Regions from separate parts of the Homo sapiens genome. Here region 2 is linked to region 1. Evidence: read pairs that join two places in POLR2A ChIA-PET (ENCODE). Cell type or tissue: IMR-90. All regions are shown on one strand.

What was found. ChIA-PET counts read pairs that join two places held together with the same protein. Peaks named below come from ENCODE experiments on the same cell type or tissue, not always from the same donor. Only the 100,000 strongest peaks of a DNase experiment are listed, where the experiment ranks them.
Region 2: POLR2A ChIA-PET joins it to region 1 with 5 read pairs; 6 of 35 experiments call an interaction of 5 or more read pairs at or near these places.

What each region holds. Positions count from the first base shown.
Region 1 is chr3:32,614,037-32,616,536 of GRCh38, reverse strand. No RefSeq gene overlaps it. Among named protein-coding and RNA genes, the nearest start is that of DYNC1LI1, 44 kb to the right of the region's middle. In IMR-90, no CTCF peak of the experiment used is centred here; a DNase peak (open chromatin) is centred at 1,406; H3K27ac peaks cover 416 bases.
Region 2 is chr3:32,563,959-32,566,458 of GRCh38, reverse strand. The region is part of intron 2 of DYNC1LI1 (dynein cytoplasmic 1 light intermediate chain 1); the gene reads left to right. Among named protein-coding and RNA genes, the nearest start is that of DYNC1LI1, 5.6 kb to the left of the region's middle. In IMR-90, no CTCF peak of the experiment used is centred here; no DNase peak of the experiment used is centred here.

The DNA.
Region 1 (2,500 bases):
TCTCTTTTCCCAGTATTTTATTTATTTATTTTTTTGAGATGGAGTCTCACTGTCTTGCCCCAGGTGGAGTGCAGTGACGAAATCTCCGCTTACTGCAAGCTCCGCCTCCCAGGTTCACGAAATTCTCTTGCCTCAGCTTCCGAGTAGCTGGGACTCCAGGCGCCCGCCACCACACCCGGCTAATTTTTAGTATTTTTAGTAGAGACGGGGTTTCACCGTGTTAACCAGGATGGTCTCGATCTCGTGATCCTCCCGCCTCGGGCTCCCAAAGTGCTGGTATTACAGGCGTGAGCCACCGCACCGGGCCCCAGTATTTTATTTTTATTAGCTATATATGCATACATTTTAAAAAACAAAATATTAAAAAGTTCAAAATCACCTCTCCTTTGTTCTCCAGACCTACACTCTAGAAGCAACTACATTCAATACTCTTATTTGTTTATTCTTTTATTGGTTGCATATTTCTAAATAATATGCTTATTGTGTTAATTTCTGATTGATCAAATTTAGACATTGTTTATAGCTTTCTGAATCAGTCAGCTTCAAGTCAGAAAACTAAAACCCTTAGCAAATTTAGTAGAGAAAATTTAATACAGTTATAAAGGGGTTGGAACTTCAGTTCTTTTCTTTTCTTTTCTCTTCTTTTTTTTTTTTTTTTTTTTTGAGACAGAGTCTTACTCTGTCGCCCAGGCTGGAGTGCAGTGGCACGAGCTCGGCTCACTGCAACCTCTGCCTCCCAGGTTCAGGCGATTCTCCTGCATCAGCCTCCTGAGCAGGTGGGATTATAAGTGCACGCCACCACGCCCGGCTAATTTTTGTATTTTTAGTAGAGATGGGTTACATCTCAACATGGTCACCATGTTGGCCAGGCTGGTCTCAAACTCCTGGCTCAAGTGATCCATCCACCTCGGCCACCCAAAGTGCTGGGATTACAGGTGTGAGCCACTGCGCCCGGCCCAGCCTTTAGTTCTTAATTAGGGGTGATTTTGCCCCCTAGGGAACATTTGGCAATTTCTGGAGACATTTTTGTTGTCACAGCTGGGTGGTGACTACTGGTATCTAGTGGATGGAGTCTCTCAAGGAATGCTGCAACTCATTTTATAATACACAGGACAATCCCCCAAAACAAAGAGCCATCCAGACCAAAATGTCAATAGTGTTGAGGTTGAGAACCCTGGCTTAGAAAACCTGGAAGGATAATTAGGGGAAGTGGAGGTACCCTTAACTTAAGCAGCTGCAGGAAACAATCATTATTATCTCCAGAGCCAGAGGGGCTCTATCTAAGGCAGAAAGAGTGGGAAGGAGAAATATCCTGGTGTCTCCTTCACTGCCATCCTCCAATCCCTGGCTACCACTTCCTGTTGGCTGAACTCAGCCAAAACAGTCATCGAGATCTTGGAAGCATAGTTTACAGAAGTAGCCTGTGCAATATGAGCCTGGGAAGGGGAAAGGCAGGAAATGAATTTAAGAACAAATAAGCAAATACCCAGCATATCCTCCCATTATGGATGACGAGGATCAAATTCTATTCAATGGCTTTCCCTTTATGTATATATTTTATATTAATCATAATATAATGAGTAATGTTGCTTATTTATGTGGTAAGTGTTGTTAATTGTAGTTACATTTTCTTTCTTGTACAACTTTTTGGTTTTTTTCTAGAGTTAACAACCTTTTGTTTGTTTTATTTTCTGTGCCTGTATCACTAATTATTCCCAAATTGCCCATTAGGTCTATAAGAGTTTTTCAATATTTTTTTTCTGGTTCATTTCTTCAAATGCATTAGAAAGTATATTAGTTTAATTTTTTTCGGTGCCCTCCTTCCTAGAACCCTCTCTCCTTTAGCCATTGTTCATTGAAAATGTCCGTAAGTTTCCACATCTTTTTTTGTTTAACCCATTTATAATTTAGGAAAAAAAAAAGTGCAGCTTGCTGCCAGTGCAGGGTTCTTGGGGCAAATGAGAAATGGTTAAAGAAAATTTACCTCTTTATACTCTCTATTGGCATTTCTTTGTTAATCACATCATTTTCCACAATGAAACAGCCGCACAATAAATAATCCATCTCTTTCCTTTATTCTGTCCCAGAATTAGTGGTAGTCCCAGGGTCCTATGGTAATCATGGGATGTGGCAGTTCATAGACGGGAAGTCTGGACTTAGCAAATTAAATTCAGGTACCTTGCCTTTATTATTATAATTGTAGTCAATAATGTCAGTGCACCACCCTCATCCCCTTTACTGTGGTGGCATCCCCAGCCCCAGCTACTATAAGCATTGCCTGCTAATGGCACAAACGTACACTTCTCTCTAGAAATGCTTGGGAGGTTATATTTTCTATCAGGACATCATGCACCCAATGACTGACTGATATGGGGGCAGGGAGATAAACAAATGTTGAGCCCTTTCCTTAAAGACGACGACTCTGTGATGTAATTCACACCGTCCATGGGATCAGGCTGAAATTAGACTTCAGCTGAAACCCTATCATTGTTTCACCTCT
Region 2 (2,500 bases), 50 kb after region 1:
TTAATAGCTGCCTTTAAAGGCAGTTTCTCCATATTGATTACTTTCCCATGTTTTGATAAGAAAACTCCCTAAGGAAAATAAATAATAATACCTAACATAGAGCACTTACAGGTACTAGTCATGTAAGGATTGTTTACATACTCTATCCCCTTAAAGATCAGGAAACAGACACAGAATTTTTATTTTTGAGGCAGGGTCTTACTCTGTCACCCAGGCTGGAGCGTAGTGGCATAATCTCGGCTCACTGCAACCTCTGCCTCCTGGGCTCAAACCGTCCTCCTGCCTCAGCCTCCTAAGTAGCTGGGACTACAGGTGCGTGTCACCACTCCTAGCCAGTTTTTGTACTTTTTGGAGAGATGAGGTCTCACCGTGTTGCCCAAGCTGGTCTTGAACTCCTGGGCTCAAGCAGTCCTTCTCTCACCTCAGTCTCCCAAAGTATTGGGATTACAGGGGTGAGCTACCACACCCGGCCAGAAACAGAAATGTTAAGTAAATTGTCCTAGGGTTACATAGCCAGGAGGTAAAATCAGTATTCAAAATTTTGCAGCCTGAGGCCGGCCCCATGGCTCCTGCCTATAATCCTAGCACTTTAGGAGGCTGAGGGGGTGGATCACCTGAGGTCAAGAGTTCGAGACCAGCCTGGCCAATATGGTGAAACCCAGTCTCTACTAAAAATACAAAAATTAGCCAGACATAGTGGTGGCTCCTGTAGTCCCAGCTACTCAGGAGGCTGAGGCAGGAGACTCGCTTGAACCAGGGAGGCAGAGGTTGCAGTGAGCCAAGATGGCGCCATTGCACTCCAGCCTGGGTGACGAGTGAAACTCTGTCTCAAAAAAAAGAAAGAAAAATTGTGCAGCCTAGCTCCCCGAGCTAGTACTCTTAATCTATAGAATCTCCCTAAAGGAAAAGAGCTTTCCTTGTAAGTAAGAGGATGCTTAGCAGTTATTAAGGAATTTTATCTGATTCTTCTCAGTGTGTATCTTTTAGTGCAAGCAATAACACTTATTTAGATTAATTGAATTCATTGTCAACAAAGGTACATATGTAATCCTGGTCCCAAGCACAGTGACTGGTTTTTAGATAGGACTTCAGTGTAACTTTTTGATTTGCTGTCAGTGTGAATTAATGAAAACTAGGTGGTCCTTTGTCAAGTCATATAAGCCTCATCTTTCTCATCTGTAAATCCGGCTATTTGAATTTAATGATCTCCAAAGCCTTATTTGATCTGACATTTTATAAATTTTCTTATTTTAATCTTGTGAGTTATTGAATATTTTTAAAGAAATGTTTTAAGGCATATTGAAATTGGGTTTTAATTAATTAATATAGATGTGGGCCATTTAATTCCACCCCGGAAAGAAATGTAAAGTTGCTATATTGTTCTCTGAAGGTATTAGTCCACGGTAATATGCAGCCAAAAGTCCCACAAAATGCTGAACATCATCAATAAGTATATGTGAAAGTCTTTTTTCCCCCCCTTCAGGAATAAAACTATTATGCTTGAGCTATTGTAGGAAACCTTAAGATATGCACAGTGGAATTCAGAGATCTGTTAAGAGAAGTAACTTGTAACTGGCAAGGGAGTGTATGGTTTTCTATGTGAGGACTGATTATAAAAATAATGAGAGTGTTCAGTCTAAAACTATTGATTTGGTGAGGAGCTGGGATTAAAGATCATCAAGGTTCCATGAGTTATGCTGTTTTCTGGCATGACTGGTTATGGGAATATGATGCAAGGAATAGACTGTTACCATATATGATATTGACTTTTTTCAAAGAATTAGCATGAAATTATTTATTACATGTTTATTATATGTTACTACTACTAAAAATACACCAAATATAAAGTGTTTTGAGAGTAAGATGGCATAGTGGCATCTTATAATAGAATCAGCAAACTCTTTTGTCAAGGGCCAGATTGTAAATAGTTTAGGCTTTGTAAGTCATATGGTCTCTGTTGCAACAACTCAGTTCTGCTGTTGTAGTTCCAAAACAGCCATGGATAATATGTAAATGAATGGGTACAGGCTTGTTTCAATAAAACTTTATTTATAAAAACAGGCAGCAAGCCAGTTTTGGCCTGTGGCCTGAAGTTTGTGAACCTCTGTGTTTGTTTGTTTGTTTGCTTGTTTGTTTGTTTATTTAGAGATGGGGTCTTGCCCTGTCACCTAGGCTGTAGTACACTGGCACGATCATAACTTATTGCAGCCTCAAACTCCTGGGCTCAAGAGATCTTCCTGCCTCAGCCTCTCAAGTAACTGGGAATATACAGGACTGTAGTCCCACCACGATGGCTAATTTTAAAAATTTGTTATATTTTTCTAGAGACAGGGATTTACTATGTTGCCCAGGCTGGTCCCCAACTCCTGGGCTAAAGTGATCCTCCCACCTCAGTCTCCTGAATCACTGGGGTTATAGGTATGACCCACAGCACATGACTGTGTTAGGGGATTATTGGCGTCAGTTTTATCAGTAAGCACAAATGCCAGTTAATAGAGAT